Regions from separate parts of the Mus musculus genome. Here all the other regions are linked to region 1. The links are chromatin loops, found by intact Hi-C in ENCODE. Cell type or tissue: heart. All regions are shown on one strand.

Region 1 (8,000 bases):
GTCTCTGAATAGTATAAGATTTGAAATGTTACTTTAGTAGATTATGAAGGAAAAAGAATATCTAATACAGATAAAAACAGATTTAATATAGGTTATAGGTTACCAAGAGTGAACTAGGGGCCGGTGCTGAGACAAAGCGCTTGCTGGTAAGGCCCTGGGTTCAGCCTCCACCATCACTACACAAAAAACTGAAATCCTTACACAGCAGTTTCCCCCTGCCCCCCTTTCAGCTGCAATTAAAAGGCTCAAATATTTAGAAAGAAATACGACGTGTAACCCAAAGCTAAAAGGGGTTTCGTTGAAGTAGCCATTTCAGGAATGTGGGAGGTAAAAATTTCTGCCATCTTTTGGGGCACTGATATGAACTTCAGGTTTAAACAGAGGACTGGGTCTGGGTGAGAGGCCTGTATAATGAGGCAGGCTGGGTGAAGCCTAGCCTGGTCGGTCGTTGTCTAGAGGCGAGGTCTATATGATGAAGCAGGGAGTCATGATCTGGTTGGTCTCTGCCTAGGGCAGTAGTCACTCCTTAAATTATAAACACCTCCATGTGAAGTTCTATAGAAATCTGATCCAAATCTAAGACAAAGAAACCAGATGTAAAGTGAAAGCAGGGTACCAGTTTTGTTTTGTTTTGGTTGTTGCTTTTTTGTTTTTTTTTTTTTTTTGTGAGACAGTGTTTCTCTGCATAGCAGAGCTGGGAATCCTGAAACTCACTGGGATGAAAGGCATGCACCCACACCTATCGCTTTTAATTTTTTCAGTAGTATTTGTGTGTGGACATCATGAGTAGTCCTGGGGGTTTGACACAGGTATCCAGGCCTGGTAGGCCTTTCTCCACCAAACCATCTCACTGATCTTTAACCTGGTCTTTATATTTACTTTAAAAAAGTAACTATCAAGCCTGGTGGTAGCTCACGCCTTTAATCCAAGCAATTGGGAGGCAGAGGCAGGCAGATCTCTTGAGTTGGAGGCCAGCCTGGTCTACAGAGTGAGTTCCAGGACAGCCAAGGCTATACAGAGAAACCCTGTCTCAAAAAAAAAAAAAAAAAAAAAAAAACTATCTATTTTGAAACATTATCTCCTGTAGTGTCCTGGCTAGCCTGGGGCTTTTGGCAATGCTCTGGCTTTGGCTTCTTAAGATCTGGGATAATAGGCATGAACTACCTTTTTGTTTGTTTGTTTGTTTGAGGCAGGGTTTCTTTGTGTCGCCCAGCTGTCCTGGACCTTGCTCTGTTGACCTGGCTAGCCTCAAACTCATTGAGATCCACCTTGCCTCTGCCTCCCGAGTGCTGGGATCAAAGACTTGTGCCTGTCTGTCAAACTATCACTTCTCTGACCAACTTTTAATCACCCTGTGGTCAAAACCATCTTCTAAATACTGGCTCCAATGAAGGGCAGAGTAATATAAAGTGGCCTACCTGGAGTGACAAGCTCGGGGCGGTGGGGTGTGTGTGTGGGAAGCAATCAGTTATTCCATAGGTTTACAGCATTTTAGGGGTTGTAAATTTAGGCACTTATTACTTATTACTAATAATTACTTATTACTAATCTGGATATATTTATATGTTTATGTCCCAAATACTTCAATTCAAATGTATTTTAGATATTATTTTCTTACATATAATGTGCTTTTCCTTAAGATTTATTTGTTTGTTGCTTGCCACCAATAAGTTTATTGGTGTGTCTTTAGACACACCAGAAGGCGGCATCAGATCCCATTACAGATGGTTGTGAGCCACCATGTGGTTGCTGGGAATCGAACTCAGGACCTTTGGAAGAGCAGCCAGTGCTCTTTAACTGCTCTCCAGTTCCTATTGAACTTTTTTTTTTCAAGGCATACCTTTGTTTAGAACTGGGGGGGTGGGGACAATAGTAATAGGTTATTTTTCTGCCGCTGGGAAGGAGGAGTAGGAGGGGGAGAAGGAAAAGGAAAAGAAGGAGGAGGAGGAGGAGAGAGACAAAAATGTCTGGACTATATAGGGAGGAGCCTGTGGGGAAGGGCAGCCCAGCCCCTTGGCTGGAAAGTTCAGGGTTGGAGGCAGGGTATGCCAGGTAGGGACTGAGGGATGCTGGGAGAACCTGGTGGCCAGGTCTGCTTTGGCGTGTAAAATACGCACCTCAGTCCCTTGTCCCAGCATCCAAAACCAAATATTTAGGAATCCAGGCTGCCCATGGAGAGGCACCATTCAGCTCTTAAAAAGATCCATGTTATAACCATGCTTCTCTGTATTTTCAAAACTATGCTTTTCCAGTTGAAGAAATGTGTTCAAACTTTAGTTTCTCTTGTTTGCAGTTTGAAAGCCATTGTTTAAAGTGTAGACACTCCCCTCCAGTCCCTCCAGAAATACAATTAGTGTCTGTGAGAAGCTCTAGGTGAAGGGTGTGTGTGGGGGGGAAGCCAGGTGTTTCCTGTTCAACTCTTTCAGAGCACACCAGGCCTATTGGTGGCAAGAACCCCCCCTCCCCCCAAATTCCATGCTTCTCACATGACTAGCACATGCTAGGTCCACCCTCTCCTGAAGGACTCAACGGCTGCTCCTCACATGACTAGCACATGCTAGGTCCACCCTCTCCTGAATCGAATCACAGAACAGAGCAAGGACATGCACTGAACAGACTGAGGGAAGGCAGTGTCTACCTAGCCTAGACAACCCGAACACCTCAAAAGAGGCCAGCCCTGCAGCTAGTCCCATCAACATTGTTGCAGGGAATCCACCGCAGCTACAGTTACTGACTGCCCAGGCCTGGTTCTTTGTGGTGACGGTTGTGGCTTGGTCTAGGGTTTCATCCTCATCACAGTCTTGTGTCTCTATTTACAGATCCTGGAGAGAAACAACAAAGGCTGGGCTTCAGAAACTGTCCCTGACATCGTTACCCCAGAAGCTGGCTGTGCGATTTCACAGTTTGAAAGGCTAGCTCTCATTTAGTCAGTAAGTCCTATTTTGGGGATTTCTTCTGGAATAAAAGTTTAAAATGAAAAGGGCAAAGTGACTGGGAGACGGGATGTCAGAAGGGGGACACCTGCTGTATGCTTACCTACGGCCCCTAGGAGAGGAAGCACCAGGGGAGGGGAGGCGCTCTTCGGAGGTCTTAGTCTTCTTGCCCCGTGGGAAAGCACGAGGTGGCGATACATCCCAGCATGGCCTCGCTACCAGCGAACCCCCTACTCTCCCTGACTGGCCCCTCTCTCTCTGCACTGACCCACAGTGATACCAGGGACACAGCGGACAGCACAGGCCCCGGAGCAGCGCTGCTTAGGCCGTCCAGGTTCTGGGAGGCAGTGCTCAGCTGACCTCATTCATGACTCGGTTTGGTGGCGCTCTCCCACCCCTACCTAATGGTCATCCAGAAGGGGTTCTGTGAATAGATGGTCAGTGAATGAGGGGTTCAGGTTGCAGTAATCGAGGGTCAGGACACCCCATGTGCCCTGCATCATCACCTACAACCAACAGTCGTAATATGCTCTGATGTTAGGAAGTGGGGCCAGTTCTAGATCCCGTCCTTTCCCGAGGCGCGACTCATGATACTCCAGAACCTAGGCGGGGACCAAGTTTACACTGCTAGACGCCGTTTGAGGCCTCAGGGCAAACCTCGTTTTACGCACGCGCCCTCCGCCAAACCCAACTTTCTCGCTCTGCGCCTGCGCAGGGAGGCGGGGCGTAGGTATCTGAGCGCGCACGGGGGGACGGAGCCGAGACCGGCGGGACCGCGCACGCCTGGAGTGACGCGGAGAGTAGGCGAGTCGGGAGGGCGGACGGGTAGAGTGGTGCAACCTCTTGGTTTGGTGCCCATCGTCGGCCGCTCTGGGCGCCAGGACTCACGTCTCCCTGTCGAGCTGGGTTTCTGGAGCGGATCCGGGGCAAGAGGGAGGAGAGCTCGGGGTCAAGGGCCGCTGCCGCCCGCACTCGGCGGGGCCGCCAGCCAGGGTAAGCAGGTTAGGTTGCTTACGGTAGGAGCAGGAGGCGGAAGTGCCTCCGTGGCGACCCATCCTACACACGGGAACACTGAGGCACAGAGGCTACGGGGCTCTCGGTCCCCGGAGTCCAGCCTGGAGGCCTAAGGAATGGTGGGGGAGGCAAGAGGCCGCTCTGCTTGGCTCTTGGGGTGCTGCAGCTTTGCGTGGCAGGGCCGCCGTCGCGGAGCCAGCAAGCTGGATGGGGTGCCGTCTAAGTCCAGGGCTGTGGCCTGGAACGCTCCAGAGGGGACCTGTTGCCATTTCTTCTAACGGGCCGCTGCTTCCTCCTGCGCCCGTCTTGCACTGCTAAAGCCTTTTGTTTAGTCTTCTGGAACAGGGAAGTGAAGCTGATTGTCTCCCAGACGCTCTGGCGCAAACAAAAGCCGACGACGAGCAGGAGACACTCAGTGGAACTGAGTTCTGCACGGCTAGCAGGGAGAGCGTGGTTTCGTGCGTTCGCACTCCTCGCTCTTCAGAGCCCACCTGGGTGCACAGACACCCTGCTCCCAAGTTTGGATAATCAGGAGCGGTCACAACAGATTGCTTGGCAGCCTAGGGTGTGTGTGTGTGTGTGTCAGTGTTTTTGTGTCTGTGTGTGTGAGAACACAGGGCAGTGTGTGTGTGTGTGTGTGTGTGTGTGTGAGAACCCCTTTCTTTCCCTTTGTAGTTTCAAATGTAGCTTGGTTTGGGGATCGAGTTTTAAAGCCAGCCTGTGAGGCAAACATTGCATGGGATCAAAATTTTCCTTTAAGGGAGAGATCGCACAGCTGTTGATACACTCAACCCTCTCCCCCTCACACTCATAAAAATAAATCTTTAAGGGAGAACGCAGCCTCAACCTCCGAACCTTCCTGAAGAATTTTGAAGGATAATTTTTTTAGGGTTTAATGTTTATTAATGTATGAATTTATAATTAATATCACGAGTGTGTTGGTGGAAAAAATAGGCCGAAAAGGCGTCAACATTCTCAGGGGCTGGAGTTACAGGCATTTGTGAGCCAATTCACATGGGTGCTGGAAACCAAACTCTGGTCTTCTGGAAGAGCAGCAAGTGCTCTCAACTGCTAAGCCATCACTCCAGCCCCATTCTTCTTTAAGCTATTATTATTGTTATTGTTATTATTTATTGTGTGTACACAAGTGCCAAGTTGTCCATGTGGAAGTCATATTTGGGGTTTATGTTCTTTTCTTCTATCAAGTGAGTCTGGGGCTCAAAACTTAAGTTGTTCTCAGCTTGGCAGCAAGTACTGGTTGCATACCTCCAAGCTGCCTCCCTGGTCAGTTTAGTTTGCTTTCTTTCCTTCTAAAAACAGGGTCTCAGCTGGCGATGGTGCTGCACGCCTCTAATCCCAGCACTTGGAGGTTGAAGCAGTTAGATCTCTGAGTCCAAGGCCAGTTTGGTGTGCACAGCCTGGGCTACATAGAAAAACCTGTCTCAAGGGCGCACACCTTTAATCCCAGCACTCAGGAGGCAGAGGCAGGCGGGTTTCTGAGTTCGAGGCCAGCCTGGTCTACAGAGTGAGTTCCAGGACAGCCAGGGCTACACAGAGAAACCCTGTCTCAGAAAAAAAAAAAGAAAAAAAGGAAAAAAAAAAAAAAAGACAGTTGTGAGCTGCCATGTGTGTACTGGGATTTGAACCCAGGTCGCCTGGAAGAACAGTCTTAATCACTGAGCCATCTCTCCAACCCTGTCTCAAAGGACAAAATGGAACAATGAAATAAAAGCAGGGTCTTCTCTGATTGTAGCCCAGACTGGCCTCAAGTTCCTGGGGATTCTCCTTTCTCAGCCTCCCGAGTGTGGGACTGCTATCTTACTTCTCAGTATATATAAGTCAGGATGTCAGTTTTTTCTTTGAGTTGTGAAATTCATTATTGTTCTTCTGGTTGAAACCTCAGTAATGAGGTTACCCCAGGGGCTGTTGTTACACAAATAACTGTACTTGAAAACAGAATTCTGAGGTATGGGAACGAGAGGGTGATGAAGAGAAGGTATCTTGGAGCCTGAGCTTCTTGGGTGGAAAGTGGAGGGAGGGCGTTAGTCTGTGTTGAATTGCTGTGTTCTCTCTTCCCTGTGGCCAGCATGCCCAGGAAGTTCCTTTGCTCAGTTAAATGTGCATTATATGGTCTCTCTCATATGCCTGGGAAGGATTCCTTGTGGATCTGCCTGATGATAGAGTCCAAAGCCGAGGCTGATCTGGAACAATCTTTCTTCTTCTTCTTCTTTTTTTTTTGTTTTTTGTTTGTTTTTGAGACAGGGTTTCTCTGAATGGCCCTGGCTGTCCTGGAACTCACTCTGTAGACCAGGCTGGCCTTGAACTCAGAAATCTGCCCGCCTCTGCCTCCTGAGTGCTGGGATTAAAGGCGTGTGCCACCACCTCCCGGCTCGCTTGATGGCTCGCTCTTTCTTCCTTTCTTTTTTTCTTTCTTCCTTCCTTTCTTTCTTCCTTCTTTCTTTCTTTCTTTCTTTCTTTCTTTCTTTCTTTCTTTCTTTCTTTCTTTCTTTCTTTCCTTCCTTCCTTCCTTCCTTCCTTTCCTTTTTCTTTCCTTTCTTTCCTTTCTTTCCTTTCTTTCCTTTCTTTCCTTTCTTTCCTTTCTTTCCTTTCTTTCCTTCCTTCCTTCCTTCCTTCCTTCCTTTCCTTCCTTCCTTCCTTCCTTCCTTCCTTCCTTCCTTCCTTCCTTCCTTCCTTCCTTCCTTCCTTCCTTCCTTCCTTCCTTCCTTCCTTCCTTCCTTCCTTCCTTTCTTTCTTTCTTTCTTTCTTTCTTTCTTTCTTTCTTTCTTTCTTTCTTTCTTTCTTTCAAGTACACGGGAGCTTTCTTCAGATACTCCAGAAAAGAGAGTCAGATCTTGTTACGGATGGTTGTGAGCCACCATGTGGTTGCTGGGATTTAAACTCAGGACCTCTGGAAGGGCCGTCAGTGCTCTTAAACTGCTGAGCCATTTCCCCAGTCCAATCTGGGACTTTTTAAGTCTTAGCACAGGATGGCCACTGGAGGCATAAGCCATCACTCTCTTAGTATCTCTTCATTGGAGAAGAACTGCCTTTTCCATTCTGGAATCTGCCAATCATATACCCACAGATTGGCTAGGGAAAAGTTTGCTGTAAGAATGGCTCCTGTGTCTTTGCCAGTGTCTGCTCCTATGTGGCTCCACTTTACCTGATAATGTAACAGTAGCTTTGAAAGTGGTTGGCTTCCTGAAACAAACTCTCTCTTAAAAAGCTTTAGGCAGTTTGTTTCTTTATGCCTGTGTCCCTTTTTGTTTTAATGGAAACATCTTTTGGAAGTCCAGGAATGGCGTCCACTTACCTGCTATGTAGTTTATGACTTGCTTAGGGAAGCAAGATTATGTCTCTGTTTCAGTAACTGGACATGGGAGGTGACCTCAAGAGCTAGGTGAAGCAGCTGGTGTTGATGGGTGCAGTGCTTGGGGGCAGAGAAGGGCAGTTTTACAAGTTCCGAGGACAGCCTGGAGAACTCTTGACAAACATTTTCTCAGTTGTCAGGAAGCTGAATTTACTGCGCATTCATTGTGAACCAGCTTCTTCCCTGTTCTCTATTAGTTCACTTGCAAGCCTTTATTCATGAAAGAAAAACAGGGGAAGAAATGGGTTGTGTGGTAGCTCCACAGGTGTGTGTATGTTGAGAGCCACCACACAGCTTTCAGTTTCAGGGGAGCATCTGAAGAGTAGCCTGCCTTGAGTGAATGAATGGTCTCTTAAGGAGAAGTAGACAGCATTGAGAGTGATCCTCATTGTCTTCTGGAGTCTCTACTGTATGTCAGTTCCAAAGCTGGGAAACAAGGATTTATTTCCCATGCGCTGGTCTTAGGAAACCCCTCATGTTCATTTACTGTTGCTGCAAGTGTTTGCCCCTGTGCACTGGAGCTCACTGCTACATACTGACTGTGTTCAGGAGCCATACAGTGGGGGGTTTGCCTTATGAGGAAGCTCTTACGTCATTATGCATCCCTCCTCCCAGGGTCTCTCTAGATTGCTACACTGGCCTCTAGCTTGTGTTTAGTTGTGTCTGTGTGTCTGTGTGTGTTT
Region 2 (8,000 bases), 300 kb before region 1:
GAAAAAAAAAAAAACACTTTAATCCCAGCACTTGGGGGGCAGAAGTAGGTTGATCTCTGTGAATTCAAGGCCAGCCTGGTCTACAGAGTGAGTTCCAGGACAGCCAGGGCTACACGGAGAAACCCTGTCTTGAAAAGCAAAACAAAACAAAAAACATGCAAAGAAAAGCAGAGTTTACATCCATACCACCCATACCATGGGACCTCTGAACCAGCGCACACTGCCTTGTGTATACTCCCAACTTCATTCTCCACTCTCAACTTTTTACCTACATGGTATCCGTATCAGGCCAGCGGCATGCTTGCTTCTGTAGCTGCCTGTGCCAGTTAGTTCTTGTTTTGTTCTGAAGATTTATTTATTTTATGGATATGAGTATCCTACACCTACATGCCAGAAGAGGCTGTCAGATCACACATTATAGATGGTTATGGGCCAGCATGTGGTGGCTGGGGATTGAACTCAGGACCTCTGGAAGAGCAGATAGTGCTCTTAACCACTGAGCCATCTCTCCAGAACTTGCTCTGGAATATGCACTCTGAAGCAAGATTCCTAGTAAATTGTGTTTTTTTCCATTAATATTTTATTATTTTTGTTACTGTAAAAGCAAAAAAAAAAAAAAAAAAAAGCTTATTAGGTATATTGCAAAAGTAGAACAAAGTATAAAAATGTCAACCACATTTCTGCTACCCCAAATTATCACTCTTTGTAATATGGAGTATTATTTCTCATGTGGTTTTGATTTTCAAAAAAAAAAAATGATGACATTTCTTTTTTTCTGTGGGGAGGTAGTGTATTCCTAACACAGGGAGGCTGAGGTCAGAAGATAATCTGCATTGCTAATTCTCTCCTTCTGCCATGCGGGTGCTGGGGATAGAACTGAGGTCAGCAGGCTTATTGGAAAGGGCTTTAACCCACTGAATCATCTCAGTCCTCCCTTCCTCCCCCAAAGCTTGGTTAATGTTGCTGTTTGGGTTTGGTTTGGTTTGGTTTGGTTTGGTTTGGTTTGGTTTGGTTTGGTTTGGTTTGGTTTGGAGATGGGGCTCTAGCATACTCCCAGGGAGGCCAAATTTCCTGGAGCTCGAATTTCTGGCAGTGGAGAGCCTATGTAGGGGTTTAATGGAAATGAACTGGGATCTTCTGGAAGAGCAGTTATCTCCCCAGCTCTCACCCTGCATGTATTATTTATTTTAAAATAAATACACACACATCACATTCCACAAGTCCATATGCAATTCTATATCCTCGTTTTGTTTTGTTTGAAACAAGGTCTCACATAGCCCAGGCTAGCCTCAAGTTCAATAAGAACTCCAGATCCCGCTACACACTTCCCAAGCAGTGGCATAGCAGGTGTGGACCACCGTGGAGCGCTCATTACTCAGCATTGACAAGGCGTTGTCAAGCGCTCGGAGATCTTTGCTACAGAGTTGCTGGTGAGTTTTAACACTTTCTGAAGATGTTTAATTTTGCTTCACCTCTTCTCGTTTGTAACTTTTAGAGTATTTTTTATAAGCAATTTCGTAATGGACACATTTTGTTTTGTTTTGTTATTTTGAGACAAGGTCTCACAAAACCAAGACTGACTTGCGAGCTATGTAGTCAAGAATGATCTTGAGGGGCTGGAGAGATGGTTCAGCGGTTAGGAGCACTGACTGTTATTCCAGAGTTCAATTCCTAGCAACCACATGGTGGCTCACAACCATCTGTAGTGGGATCTGATGCCCTTTTCTGGTGAGTACAAAGACAGCTACAGTGTATTCATATCCATAAAATAAATAAATAATTCTTTTAAGAAAAGAGAGAGAATGCCCTTGAACTTCAGATCTTCCTGCTGAAAGGTGGGACTACAGGCCAGTGCCGCCACATCCTGTTTAAGTAGTAATGTGGAACAAATCCAGAGCCTCGAGTGTGCTGATCCACTCTGCCACCAAATTACAGCCTCAGCCCCCACAGTGGCCTTAAATTTTTATCTGGTAGGTGTATTTTCTAACATACTGTCTCCTGTGTGAAATTAATAAAAGTAAACTGTACAAACGCACTTTTAGACCTCTGGAGAGAATTTAAGAGCTTTCCGGACACCCATCCCATAACCATACCTCTCCCCCACAACACTACTGACTGTAGGACCCGACCCTCAGAAAATTCCCTGTGTCCTTGCATCAAGGACGAGGTGACACCCTGGTCTTGGCAGGGTGCGGTGGCCTCCTCCCGGGTTGGTCTGAGTTAGCTTGAAGCAATAAAACTACAAATCAGTCTCTAACAAGTCTGAAGGTGAGTCCTCCGTTGGTGGCCTAAGGGCTTTTCACCTTTGCCTCAGCCCACAAAGTCCACCCTGAAGATCAACCCAGGCCAGGGTTGCTCTGACGCTGGGCTCTCCTCCTTAAGTCCCTTCTTCCTTGGTGCCCGCTGTACTCAAAGATTTCTAGTTCACCTGTCCGACCTCTCCTGTCTCTCAGTGCCTCTTTACGCGCATATGCACTTCCTCGTTAGCTTCATGTCCCACACCATGCACCCTGTCTCCCGCTGCCGCGTAGATCCTCCAGCCCAGGCTTTTCCGTTTTGCCCAGTCTGTTCTCCTGGCAGCACTTTCTCCCTAAGGTCTCCTTCCCATACCCTTCCCTTGTCCCTCAGTTTTCCTCCGCACGTCGATGCTTCAGTCCACTGCGAACGTGATCTCTGCTGCAAGTCTGTCCCTGCTTCCCGCAGACCCCACTCAACATAGGAGACCTTGCGGCCTGTCAGATCCGGCTTAGCATTTCGTTCCATAACCGGCTTGCTCACAACCCCACTATGGAGCCGGACCTCTGCTCAGGATCCCGCGCTGGGATTGGGAACCTGCTCAACATCCCATCCCGGAATGGAGACCCTGCGACCCTCCATATCCCGCTCAGCACCACTCCCTGAGGTGGAGGCCCCGCGTCCCTCCTGACCTAACACAGCATCTCGCCCCAGAGCCAGAGGACCTCGCTCACCATTCCTGGCCCGGACCAGGACATCTTGCATTCTTCCAGACCCCGTTCAGCATCCCTCGCGGAGCGAGGTCCCTATTTACCATCCTAACGGCCTAGAACATCCTGCATCCCTCCAGACCCATCTCAGCATCCCACTCCACAACCAGGACTAAACCTGCGGCCCGCTGTCCTCTCTAGCCCGGGTAACTCTTCCCTCTTGCACTTTCTCTACTTTGAACCCATCCCAGCAGAGTCCAGGAAGTAGCCTGGCACCGGAGACCGGCAGCGATGGCGCCCAATGGGAACTGCCAGCGGCGACGTGGGCCCCGCCTACATAAAGAATACGACCATTGAGCGCACAGAGGCGGGACTTCCGCTGTGCCGCGGCGGGCGGGGGAGCGCACTGTTGTGGTGCGGCGCGTCGGGCGGGCGGCGGCCGGGGCGGCCCAGGGGCTGCCGCGGGGACTCGGGGCGCCGCCGAGCGGCCAGGCGCTGGGGCGGCCCGAGCACACCGCGGGGCCCGGACACGGCAGGTTCGAGGCCGGGCCCCCGCGCGGGGAGCCACGGGGTGGAGACTTTGCCGCGCGGCGCGGAGCAGGCGGGAGCCGGCGGGGGCCTCGGGAGCCCCAGGGCGGCCGGGCCCGGATCCCGGGGGAAGCCTCGTGAGCCCCGGCCGGAGCCTCGGCGTGTGCATCCCCGCCGGGGCCCGGGCTGCAGGAGCACAGAGCAGCCGGGCCTCGCGGAGCTCGGAGCGCGCCTGACCCAGGGCGCACCGTGGGACCCGGGCGCGGGGCTGGCGAAGAGCTGCCCCGCGGGGCTAGCAGCCGCGGAGTGGCCTACAGGGGTCCTCCCCCGGAGGGGCCGGGCCGGGGCGGGGAGATGAACGGCTTCAGCACAGAGGAGGACAGCCGCGAAGGGCCCCCTGCCGCCCCCGCCGCCGCCCCGGGCTACGGCCAGAGCTGCTGCCTCATCGCGGACGGCGAGCGCTGCGTCCGGCCCGCGGGCAACGCCTCCTTCAGCAAGAGGGTGCAGAAAAGCATCTCGCAGAAGAAACTCAAGCTGGACATAGACAAGAGCGTGAGTCTCGGGGCATAGCGCAGGGCCGCGGGAAGGGACCCCGGGGACGCTCCGCGCGGTGGGCCTCGCCGCGCAGTCTGTGCAAAACAGGGGACTCAGGTTCTTGGAGGCCGCTCGGTGCTCCGCGACGCTGCCCGCGTCCCCGAGGGTGGGCTGGGAAACCAGGGAGGGCTTGGCACACTCTCCCTGCCTGGGAAAGCGACAGCAGTTTCCAGCTGTCACTGTTGCGCCGAATAGCAGAGCAGAGAGAGGTGGGTTACTTTTGCAAGAATTGGGCAAAAGAGGTGACAAGGGAACCGGGAGGATCTTCTCCAACTTCGTCCTCCCTCCAGGGACCTTGTCGCTCTTTCAGACACTAGCAAGGTGGCCGCGACTTTCCTGTCTGCCGCGGCCTCCGGTCTCTGCAGCGCAACACAGAGCCCGCTTCGCTGGCAGCGAATGAGTTTTTCTGAGATGTGGCAGAAATAAGGCCAAGGCCGGGTCTTAAATGATTTGCTGTGGATGTGATTGAAGGGGGCGGGGAATCAGCTTTCTTGCGGGGATTAGCATCTTTGGTAATGCCGTTGGAGGTGGAGAGGTGCAAATTTAAAATGGAATGAGATTGCCCTATGCCTTGTGGCTAATTATAAGAAACTTCCTGAGTGATTTCACCTACTCTGGTCCTCAAGATGTGCCTACTGCCAACCGGTTAAGAACTTTTCAGTTTGACATCTGTTGCTGCAAGCCCTGAGTGGCAGCTTCCAGGTTAGGAATTGAGACTGAGTTAAGGAACTTCTCATATTCAGGAGTTTGAATGATTACTGTTCAACGGTTTGGGGAAATCAGACATTGCTTGGTAGCGGGAAAGGGAGCCGATCTTTACACTTCTGATGTGGCAGAAACTGAGGCTGGGGGCGGGGGGGTAGGAAGCAATGGCGCCAAGAGCACACTGCACTTAAAAGCTGGCTAATTTCCTAAGCCCACTTATTGCCTGGCTTGCTTCCAAACCTTACACCCAGTTTTCATTCGTCTATAATAAATAAGATCATCATCCTTTCTTCTAGACTCTTCTCTTGCACACTCAGTTTTATTTAGTCAACCAGTAGAATCCAGCTCATTTGAAATCGTGCTGGGTTTTGTTTTTTGTTTTTTTATGATTGGGACCTTCCTTTTTACAAATGTCTTGTCAGTAAATAAATGAGTGAGTGAATGAATGAATGAATGAGATTACTCTGAAGCAAAGCTGGCTAAACCCTCAGGTGTCCCCTGCTAATCACACATGGGAGTGAAAGTGATCCCGAGACTGGGGATGAGTTTATCCACATGGAAACGGTGCCTGCCTCCCGTGTGGGCTGCTGGCAGTGCTCACATCTGGATGGTTTTGTTGTTGCAGTAAAGACTCCATTTATCCACTCACCCCATGGGGAAGCCATGTGGAGCAGTGTTGAGCATGTCGATGTCACACACACTCACACACACATCATCATCATCTGGAAGAAAGGCCCCCTCTGCCCTGTACTAGCATCCCCAAAGGCAGTACTTGGGAAGGCTTGTGGTTAGATGTGCGGCCTTAGTCCATTTCAAGGTGGTAGTACAGAGTCATTATCTCTGAAACAGTTTCTATTTCATTCCACAGATGGGCAGGAATTCAGTCCCAAGTAAGTGCTGTGTTACTAGAATGTCTAGCTGTTGTAGCAAGTGAAACAGGAAAGAAAAAACAAACAAACAAACAAACAAAAAAACCCAGACAACCACAGTGAGCCTTTGCTTCCACCCTAAGGCCCCCACCTCACCCACAAAAGCCCCTGAGTCCTGAGATTGCTGAAAAGCAGATTAGACTTGAACATGGTTAAGGACAGAGAATAGCTGTCTGGTAAAAGGATCTGGCAAAAGCCCTTTTAAAATACTATAGCACCCCCCTTCAGGTGGCCACTGGCTGCCTCTGTACTGTATTAGTACATAGCCAACTTGCCGCTGATGGGTTTCTTCTTTGCTTCTGGAGAGTGCTCGAAGCTGGGGATCACATAAAGGAAACAGGCTCCAGTGTCGCTTGGGTTGCTGCCCCCTGCTCTGGTCTGGCCTCTTCCTACCTAAGCTTTAGAAACACCCCACTCTGCCACTCATTCTTCCCAGTTTACCACTATGCTGTGGGAAGCCACTTGCGCTCTCTCTCTCTCTCTCTCTCTCTCTCTCTCTCTCTCTCTCTCTCTCTCTTGGTTTCTCGAGACAGGGTCTCTCTGTAGCCCTGACTGTCCTGGAACTCACTCTGTAGACCAGGCTGGCCTCGAACTCAGAAATCCTCCTGCCTCTGCCTCCCAAGCGCTGGGATTAAAGGCGTGCGCCACCACTGCCCAGCACCACTTGCTCTCTCAAGAGCCACTTACTTACATTGTCAGCCCAAGTGCCAGCTGCCAGGAATGGAGCAGAGGTCACATGTCCTCTTGTTTCACCTGGGTGTTACTCTTTTTGGTTTTTTCGAGACAGGGTTTCTCTGTGTAGCCCTGGCTGTCCTGGAACTCACTCTGTAGACCAGGCTGGCCTCGAACTTAGAAATCCTCCTGCCTCCCCAGTACTGGGATTGAAGGCGTGTGCCACCTCTTACAAGTTCACAAATTTCAATGACTTTTGTCAGATTCCACTCTGGCAATGAACTTTTGGACATTGTCCATAGGCCACTGTCCTAAAGAGTAAAACCCAGCCAGGCAGTGATGGCCCACGCCTTTAATCCCAGCACTTGGGAGGCTGAGGCAGGCGGATTTCTGAGTTTCGAGGCCAGCCTGTTCTACAGAGTGAGTTCCAGGACAGCCAGGGCTACACAGAGAAACCCTGACTCAAAAAATAAACCAAAAAAAAAAAAAAAAAAAAAGAGGTGGCTTTTACCAGCAAAAGTCATTTGGCCGTTTGTAGATATGAGAGGGCCTACATTGGTGCATCAGCACTTATTTCTCGCCTGCTGTGTACAAGACAGCATCACAGTGTAAACTCGGAATGACTCATGACTCACCAATCCAACCACAAGAAACTGATAATCATCAAATTAAACAGTTTTCATTGTTCCCTCCACAAAGCAGCCTGAATTCATTGATGGTGACTTCCTGCCAGCTTACTTTTATCTTTAAGGATTTAAGGACCAAACTCCAGTTCAGATGTCTCCCTAGAACATTTGTGCACCATCTGTCCCTACCCAGGCCAATTACACAGGCCCTGGGTCCTGCAGGGTCTTTGAGTGGTTCCTCCAGGCAACTGTGCTACCTACATTCTTAAATGAAACCCTGTTCTTCACTGCTGAGCTGCTTTTGGCGCCTTTACTAATATACTCTGGTGTTTATTAGAAAATCAGAGTGATGTCCACTCTCTTTTATGTGGTCCCCCTTTGTGAGGGTTCTGTCTCTCTCTGCTCCTTTGTGGATCAGATGTGAAGCAGCAGGAGTCAAGTTTTCCGGTCTTACCCACAGTAGGAGTAGGCGCTGTGAGTACCATCCACTGTCCTGCGACCTGTCTCTGCCCATTGCAAGTTCATAATTCCTCCTGTACCTGTAAGGCTCGTTTGCAGGGGCTGGGGGGGGGGGGATATCCAAGTTGAACATGTACTTTCCACTGAGCTGTACTGCCAGCCCTCTATGTTTCTTCTTCTGCAGCCTATATAGAATGGTTGTAAGCTGTTGTCTGCCTTTCACTCTTCCATCTCTCTCTAGTACCTGGCCAAAAGAGAAGGCTCATGATCTCACAGGTTCCATGGGGTTGGTAACACTGACTTTAGGTTTCTTCCAATCAGGTAAGGCACCTGTATATCTGCGACTTCCACAAAAATTTCATCCAGAGCGTCCGAAATAAAAGGAAGAGGAAGGCAAGTGACGATGGCGGAGACTCCCCCGAGCACGATGCTGACATCCCTGAGGTAAAGGCCAGAGTGCTGGTAGAGAGAGCAGGGAGAATAGATAGTGAGTGGCCCAAGCCTCCCTCCCTCCTTCCCTCCCAGCCAGAGAATGAGAGGAG
Region 3 (8,000 bases), 96 kb before region 1:
CCCCCATGTTGGCATAGGCAGGACTGTACCCAAGAGCTACCAGAGGAAGTGAATGGCCCCGCACAATTTCTTCCAGGAACCCAAGGTCCTTTGGAAAATTAAACTCTCAGTGGGATAAAACCGTGTGTTCAAGGCCAGGTGTGGAAGTGCTACATGCCTGTAATCCTAGGACGTGGGAGACAGAGGCAGGAGGATTATAAATTTATGGTTGGGGTTGAAGAGATGGGTCAGCACTTGCAGCTCTTTCAGAGGACGTAGGTTCAGTTCCTGGCATGTATACATACAGTGGTTCAGGGTCATTTGTAACTCTAACTCCAGGGGATCTGACATACTCTTCTGGTCCCCATGGGTACTAGAATGTACACAGCACACACATACACATAGGAAAGACAACTACATACATCAGCCATCTTAAAAAAAAATCTATCAAATAGCACACACCTTTAATCCCAGTACTTGGGAGGCAGAAGCCCATGGATTTCTGAGTTTGAGGTCAACCTGGTCTACAGAGTGAGTTTCAGGACAGCCAGAGCTACACAGAGAAACCCAGTCTCAAAAACAAAAAATAAAAACAAAATAAATAAATAAATACAAGCAATGCTCTCACAGGAGCAAGAGTGCTGTGAGCTAAGGCATGGTAGCTCTTCCTGCTCTCATACCTAGGCCTAAAATAAGATAGAGTAATGATCCTGGGCTAAGGGGCTGCCTAAAGGCTTCCACCGTTCTAGAGTAGGAGCTTGGGTTATCAGACAGTCTCCTAGTTCCCTAGTCTTCATTCTCAACTCTGTGTCAGTGCAGGAAGTTCTCAGCACCAGGAGTGAAGATACATATTTAACTACAGAAGGTACAGTGTGTACACCCACTGGGTGCTTTTACCTTTTTTTTTTTTTTTCTTCTTCTTGTTTTTTTTTTTTTTTTTTTTTTAGGTTTTTCGAGTTTTTTTCTTCTTCTTGTCATGGGCAATCTAGATTATGGATAGAAATATGTAGACAAGGTTTACCTTGAATTTCTGATCTCCCTGGCTTCACAACCTGAATGCTAAAGCTATTGGCGAGTACTAACATGCCTGGCTCTAGGAAAAAAAAAAAAAACAAACATATTAATTTTTGATCCTGTCTAGTATTTAGAAAAAAAAAATGCCTGTGTTCAGAATGTTGTAGTATGTCAGAAAGCAGAAGTCTGGGCTGGGGATATGGGCTCAGTAGTCAAGCACTGAGCCTGGAAAGTGCAAGGCCTTGAGTTTGATCCTTAACACTGCAAATAAAATAAATATCACTGGAACCATTAGCCTGAATTACTCACTGGTATCCTGGTACAGAAGGTGCTTAGCATGCAAGAAGAGACCTACATTCAGTCTTTGGCACTGGGGGAGGGGAGGTCTGAATTAAGATTCCAGCTCCAGCTCCTGTCTTACAACCCAGCTCCTTTCCCCAGCCTTCCTTGTTGGGAGTGCTACAGAGGAAGCCTGGTTACAGTACTAGCCTTCTGTATTCTAATTTTTATTCTGAGACAATGTCTTGCTATTTAGTTCCAGCTGACCTGGTACTTACTCTGTAGCCCAGGCTAGCCTCAGAGTCTCTCCAATTCTCCTGCCTCAGCATTACAGGCATGTGCTACCACACCTGTCTTGCCCTTCGTCATTTTTTTTTTTTTTTTTTTCGAGACAGGGTTTCTCTGTGTAGCCCTGGCTTTCCTGGAACTCACTTTGTAGACCAGGCTGCTGGCCTCGAACTCAGAAATCCGCCTGCCTCTGCCTCCCGAGTGCTGGGATTAAAGGCGTGCGCCACCACACCCGGCTTCGTTATCATTTTTAAAAAAGATTTATATATATATATATATATATATATATATATACACAGCATTCTGCCTGCATGTATACCTGCATGCCAAAGAGAGCACCAGGTCTCATTACAGATCGTTTTGAGCCACTATGTGGTTGCTGGGAATTGAACTCAGGACCTCTGAAAGAACAGACAGTACTCTGAACCTCTGAGCCATCTCTCCAGCCCTGTTATCATTTTTTTTTAAGGTTCTATTTTATTTTGTGTCTGAGTACTTTGCCTTCTAGTATGGTTGTGCACCATATGTGTGCCTGGTGCCCAAGGAGGATGCCAGATTCATTGGGACTGTGGTTATAGAAGGTTGTGAGCCATCTTGTGGGTGCTGGGAACCAAACTTAGGTCCTTTGAAAGAGCAGCCAGCGGTCTTAACCAGTGAACCCTCTCTCTAGCCCGATGATAATGATGAAGATTATAATGATGATGATGATGCTTATTTCAAGACAGGGTTTCTCCTTGTAGCCCTGACTGTCCTGGAACTCGCTCTATAGATCAGGTTGGCCTGATCTTAGAGAGTCCCTTGTCTCTGCCTCCAGAATGCTGGGATGAAGGGTGGCCACCACCACCGGCTTTCCAGACCTCCATTATTTGAATCTAGGAAAAGCTATTGGATTTGGTTCTGCCATGGATTGGCTTTGTGACCTTGGATGAGGAACTTTTATTTCTCTGAACTTCAGTGTCCTCATCTTCAAAAGAAGGAGATGAAATCATTATTCAGTTTACCTTCCCAGGGTTGAGTATTTCTAGTTGAGGACAGTCCTAAAAGGTTCTAAGTTCTGAGTTCCCCCTCCTGATATCCAATGCCTCTCTCTGGCCCCGGGACAGGACTCAGAGTAGCCATCTCTGAGCCCCAGTTCCCACACAGCAGGGCCTGACCACTTTTGTTGGCACCGGCACTGTGAGCTGGGTAGATGAGCCAGCTAGTTCGACATTACACAAAGCCCTGCTATGCCCGAAAGTTGTGTGAGGGTATATCTCCTCTCTATATCCAATTAGTAAGTGGCACATGACTTTAATCCCAGTACTTGGGAGGCAGAGGCAGTCGGATCTCTGTGAGTCTGAGTCTACAGAGTGAGTTCTAGAACAGGCAAGGCTACACAAAGAAACCCTGTCTCAAGGAAAGAGAGAGAGAGAGATATAAAAGAAAAAAACAAAGTATTTACCAATAACTAAAAGTGAACCCTGGTGGCAACGTGCATTGCTGTGCTCTTTGATTAAAGGGTAGACATGCCACAGTTTTAAGCTGGGGGAGGGGATCTGCCTTTAACCCCAGCACTCTTGAGGCAGAAGCAGGCAGATCTCTGTGAGTTCCAGGCCAGAGTGAGGAGTTTCAGGACAGCAAAGGCTCCCCAGAGAAACCCTGTTTCAGAAAACAACAACAATAACAAAAATACTGCTTAAATTCTCTATCTCCTTCAAACCGTATATTCCTCCGTGCTTCTCCGAGCAAGCGCTGGCTTTAGTGTGTTGTGCCTTATAATGGGGGCACTTTGGCTCTCATTGACTACTTAGGCATTAATTTTCCTCTAAGAGAGGGGCTATCAGGGAAGGCTAGAGAGCTGTCCCAGGCTTGCAGGCAAAGACTGGAGATGGAATTGAACACCAGATTGCTATGAACACTTTCCCCAGTATTCCCGGTGTCCACAATACCAGTGTCTGGTCTCTAAGAGTCTTTTCAGGAAGCCATGCCCCCCACCCAGGAGACCACCTGTTTTCTAATCCTTCTTTTGGAGAGTTCGCCAACCTTCCAGGCTGTTCGGTTCTCAGATTTCTAGATCCAGTCAGTTCCTGACACGTCTCTTATTTCCAGTATTTTGGGATCTGAGTTCAAGGAAACCTTCTCTCAGCAATTAAAGAAGCCAATCTCAGTTAAATTCATGATGTTGTAACCCTCTAATCCCAGCACTAGGGAGGCAGAGACAGGTGGGTCTCTGTGTGTCCGAAGTAAGCCTGGTTGCCTGGTCTACAGAAAGAGAGAGTTCTAGGATAATCAGAGCCCAGAACTAGACAGAAACCAAACCAAACCAAACCAACCAACCAACCAACCAATCAACCAACCAACCAACCAAAAACTCTGCTTGAAAAACAAAAAAATACCCAAACAAACCAAACGGAAAAAACAACCCAAAACAAACAAAAAGCCAATCTTGTCTACTTCATTACAGCACAGTGACTACTGCGCTGTAATGAAGTATTTGTTTCTCCTGTTTACTGTGCCTTCCCCCACCTTACAGTGTAAATTCCGGGAGGACAGGTGCTTGTTAGCCTGGTTTATTGGCAGACCTTTCTAAGAACTTTGCAGGCCCCCAGAGCATAAAGTCAGTAAACATTTATTGAACCAAATGACAGAGAAATTTGAAACCACCTGGCATAAATGGTTCCTTCATTTTACAATAGAGAAATCGAGACCCAGGAAGTGGACCTGACTACTGCTGATAACCCCTAACTAACTGCAATGGGGTCAGGGTTAAGATACAAATCTCAGAGCTTTCTGAGTCCCTCAATTAAGTGTCAGTTCAACTCTACCCTAAACAATTCTATAGAAAAAACACAAGCGACTTGAAAGAAAAGCCATTTCCTGCCTATAAAACACTGGGTTTCGAGGGCCTGCATAGCGTGGGTACTACTGGGAATTCTGTTCTCTTTCCGAGGCGCTCGCTGCCCCTGTGGGGAAAGAACTCCCTTGGACCCATTACCAGTGCTCTGGCCAGGCTGCAGCTGGGCCAAGGTCATCGGAGTGGGGCCAGAAGCCACGCACAGGGGGCGGCCAAAGAACCCCTCTGCATCACTAGCCAAGTCTGGGCTGACATAGTAAAAGACCCCAACGCGGAGCCCCGAGAAACACTTGTCACCAGCGTTAGCAGGCCGGGCCGGCCGCGTGGCCAGGTCCCATGTGCTCCACCTGCGACCGTTCTGGGGCGCTGGCCCTTTAAGGCTCCTCCCCCACCCCCGCCCTCCGAAGTTGCATCAGGCACGTGCTCGCCCCCGTCCACTTGCCGCGCCACAGGAATGGTCTCCAGGGGGCGGGGCCGGGGCGGGACCTTCCGCCCTGCGCGCGCGCGCCCGTCGCCGCGCCGTCCCCGCCCCTCGCGCGCCGCGTCGCGAGGCGCGCGCCCGCCCGCCGCCCGCCGCGGATCGCGTGGTCTGGCTCGGCTCTCCGCGCCGCTCCCCCCCTGGCCGTCCGCACCACTGCAGCCCCCCGAGCCGCCCCGGGCCGGGGGCGGGGGGACGCAGGCGGCGGACCGAGGTCCGCCAGGCCGGCTAGGCGCGCCGGAGCCTTCTGCCCGGCGCGCCACTCAGCGTCAGCCCGTCCGCGCCGCTCCGCGTCCGCGCGGCCCGGGCTCCGGCGCCCCGCCAGCGGCCTCGAGCGGGGCCCGCGGCGCGCCCGGCCCCTCCGCGCAGATGGCCACTCAAGTGGAGCCGCTGCTGCCGGCGGGCGCCCCGCTGCTGCAGGCCGAGGAGCACGGCCTGGCGAGGAAGAAGCCGGCGCCCGACGCCCAGGCCGAGTCGGGCCCGGGTGACGGCGGCGGAGAGCCCGACGGCGGCGTCCGCAGGCCGCGGCCCGCCTGCGCCAGGCCTGGCCGCGACGGCGCGGAGCGCGAGAGCCCGCGGCCACCCGCAGCTGCGGAAGCCCCAGCGGGGAGCGACGGCGAGGACGGCGGCCGGCGTGACTTCGTGGAGGCACCGCCGCCCAAGGTGAACCCGTGGACGAAGCACGCGCCGCCGCCGGCCGCGGTGAACGGACAGCCGCCTCCAGGTGGGTCTGCGCGGCGCGGCACTGGCCCGCGCAGTGACGCGGGCGTTTCCCTCGGAGCGGGGCTACCGGGGCCGCAGCGGTTGGTGGCAACGGCATGCCTCGGGCCTAGCTTGGCGGACTGGGCCGGGCGGGGCCGCTCGTGTGCCCTGTGCTCCCTATGCGTCTCGGCGCCTCGAGAGTGCGTGTTCAGAGAACATGTGTCATGGCTCCGAGCTGGGCCTGGCTTTGAACTTTGCAACTTTGCGCTTCGGGGAGCCGGGTGAAGCGTGGGGAGCGCGGGCCCCTGCGTGCCCGGGAGCCGGTTGCGGCCCGCGGCGACGCGAGGGGCGTGTGTGGCGGCGAGGGAGTGGCCGCGCCGGTGCGGGGCGGGCGGGTGACAGTTGGGCGCCATGCGCCGTGCCAGGACTGTTCGCAGCGCTCGCCGGCCGGAGCTGCGCGCGGGGCTCCCCTCCCCCGCTGAGTCCGGGTGGGAGGTGGCTCGGGAATCCTAGCCGGGCGCGATCGGCGTGGGCATCTAGTGGCGCACCACTCGGGCACAGCCTCCGCTTGGGTACTCCTGGGTGTTTGATAGTGAGCATGGCCCTTGAGTTTGATCGTCGGAGTCCTGGTACTTTTAACTTTAAAAAATGAAAAAAAAAAAAAAAACCAAAACCAAAAACTTGCTATGGAGCTTAGGTGTGGTTGCCTAACCTAAGCTGGGCACCGAGGAAGTCGGAGCTAGCCGCTTTCAGGTTCCAGAGTGCTGGAAAGTGTAGGCCTAGCCCTGGGGGAAACCAGCACGTTGGTTGCCCTTTCGATTTCTCTTAGGGTTGCTTCATAAGGAAGAGGGCACATGGGGTTGGGGGTGTTGTAGTACCAGAGTTTCCCTCTTCTTCTCCTTCCCTTCCCGAATCCTCTTATGCAAGGGGCAGTACTGAAACCTCCATTTTCTTTCATATCCTCGTTTTCCACCCACAGAGTGGAGGAATCAACTTTAAGACGCTCTTTGGTCCTGCCCCTCTTTAAATTCAGAGGTATAATCATCCTCTCGAGCCGCGCTCCTCAGAAGTTTAAATGAGGCTGTTCGCTCAGTTCGCCGCACTTAGCTACTGGTGAACCTGCCTTGTGGGTTTTAAATCAGCTGTGACAATCAGGCAGGATTGGGTGCCTGAGCTGGCATTTTGTGTAAAGCCATGGGCCCTTGATAGCTTGCGTCATTGGAGCTATTGATCGTGGGAAGAAGACAGTTTGGCTGGCATCTCAACTTTTCCTCAGGATAAAGCCAAACTCAATTTAAGTGACCAAAGCACACATTTTAGGTATACTATATCTGTTCTGTTCCAGTGGGGTTTTTTGGTTGTTTTTTGTTTTGGTTTGTTTGTTTTGTTTCTTTTGTAATCTTACCAGTTGGTTTTGATAGAATCTTTGGAGTAGTTTTTTGACAGACTTACCAGAACTAATCCAATAGCTTCTGAATTTAAGCTTGTTAAGACCTTGGTGCTTTTTAAAGTGAATTCTGTGATTGGGTTGTCTGTCTGGCAAGGCTAGGTGGTGGTGGCCTTATTGCCTCAGCCAAAGGGATCGGTAGGTCCCTTTTCAGCTCTGATTTTATCTTCAGCCAGGACATCTTTAAATGAATGTGCCACCAGTGGAGTGGTTGTGTGGTCTTGGGATTTTTATGTTCTGTGATGCATGTGTTTTTGGGAGTGTACAGAAATGAGTGTCTCATAAGCAAGCTAAGCTTTCCAAAGCTTGCTGCAAATGCCTATTTTTAGCCTTCTTTTGGCTCAGATGCTGGTGTTTAAGTATTTGAGGGACACTAGCAGTAACTAGTAATAAAGTATGTTTTACCCTCTCTTCCTTCCATGTGGCATTTCCTATCTTGTTTAACCTCTAAGTCCTAGGTTTGTATTGGGGAGAGGGGAAAGTGAGGGCATAGTCTTAGTGTAGCCTGGAACTTAGCTTGGAACGGAATCAAGGCTGGTCCTAAACTCCTGATTCTCCTACCTCTGCCTTCCCTATACCTGGTTTTAACCCCTCCCCACCTCCACCTCTGTGTGTTTGTTGTTCCTTAGTTCCAGTTTCATTCTTTCTTTTCTTTATACATACATTATGTACCTACTGCAGTTTCCCCTTCATTTTCCCCCCAACTCCAACCCACCCCCGTTTTAGATTTATGGGTTTTTTTGTTTTTGTTTTTTTCTGTTTTTTTGAGACAGGGTTTCTCTGTAACCCTGGCTGTCCTGTAGACCACGCTGGCTTCGAACTCAGAAGTCCGCCTGCCTCTGCCTCCCAAGTACGGGGATTAAAGGCGTGCACCACCACTGCCCTGCTAGGTTTATGGTTTTAAGTTTTGGGATTTGTCCTTTTGGACACCCTCCTGAACAGTATTTTTTCCATTCTTTCCCCTTATTCCAGCCACACCC

Evidence for each region. Peaks named below come from ENCODE experiments on the same cell type or tissue, not always from the same donor. Only the 100,000 strongest peaks of a DNase experiment are listed, where the experiment ranks them.
Region 2: a loop joins it to region 1, with 2.8 times the contacts of the local background. A loop is called at or near these places in 4 of 42 quality-filtered maps.
Region 3: it touches region 1 in a loop (8-fold over the local background); 17 of 42 quality-filtered maps call a loop at or near these places.

Annotation. Positions count from the first base shown.
Region 1 is chr11:58,100,283-58,108,282 of GRCm38, forward strand. Cnot8 (CCR4-NOT transcription complex, subunit 8) reads left to right here and starts at 3,688. Exons shown (of 7, transcript NM_026949.5): 1 at 3,688-3,926. In heart, a CTCF peak has its summit at 6,947; DNase peaks (open chromatin) are centred at 2,439 and 3,759; H3K4me3 peaks cover 2,386 bases; H3K27ac peaks cover 1,995 bases.
Region 2 is chr11:57,798,265-57,806,264 of GRCm38, forward strand. Sap30l (SAP30-like) reads left to right here and starts at 3,373. Exons shown (of 4, transcript NM_001081168.1): 1 at 3,373-4,025; 2 at 7,780-7,902. The coding sequence starts at 3,828. It overlaps 2010001A14Rik (RIKEN cDNA 2010001A14 gene), which reads right to left and starts at 3,203. Exons shown (of 4, transcript NR_131042.1): 1 at 2,970-3,203. In heart, a CTCF peak has its summit at 3,862; DNase peaks (open chromatin) are centred at 3,257, 3,797 and 4,317; H3K4me3 peaks cover 3,268 bases; H3K27ac peaks cover 2,728 bases.
Region 3 is chr11:58,003,953-58,011,952 of GRCm38, forward strand. Larp1 (La ribonucleoprotein domain family, member 1) reads left to right here and starts at 5,112. Exons shown (of 19, transcript NM_028451.1): 1 at 5,112-5,595. The coding sequence starts at 5,241. In heart, no CTCF peak of the experiment used is centred here; DNase peaks (open chromatin) are centred at 4,859, 5,989 and 6,379; H3K4me3 peaks cover 3,658 bases; H3K27ac peaks cover 3,108 bases.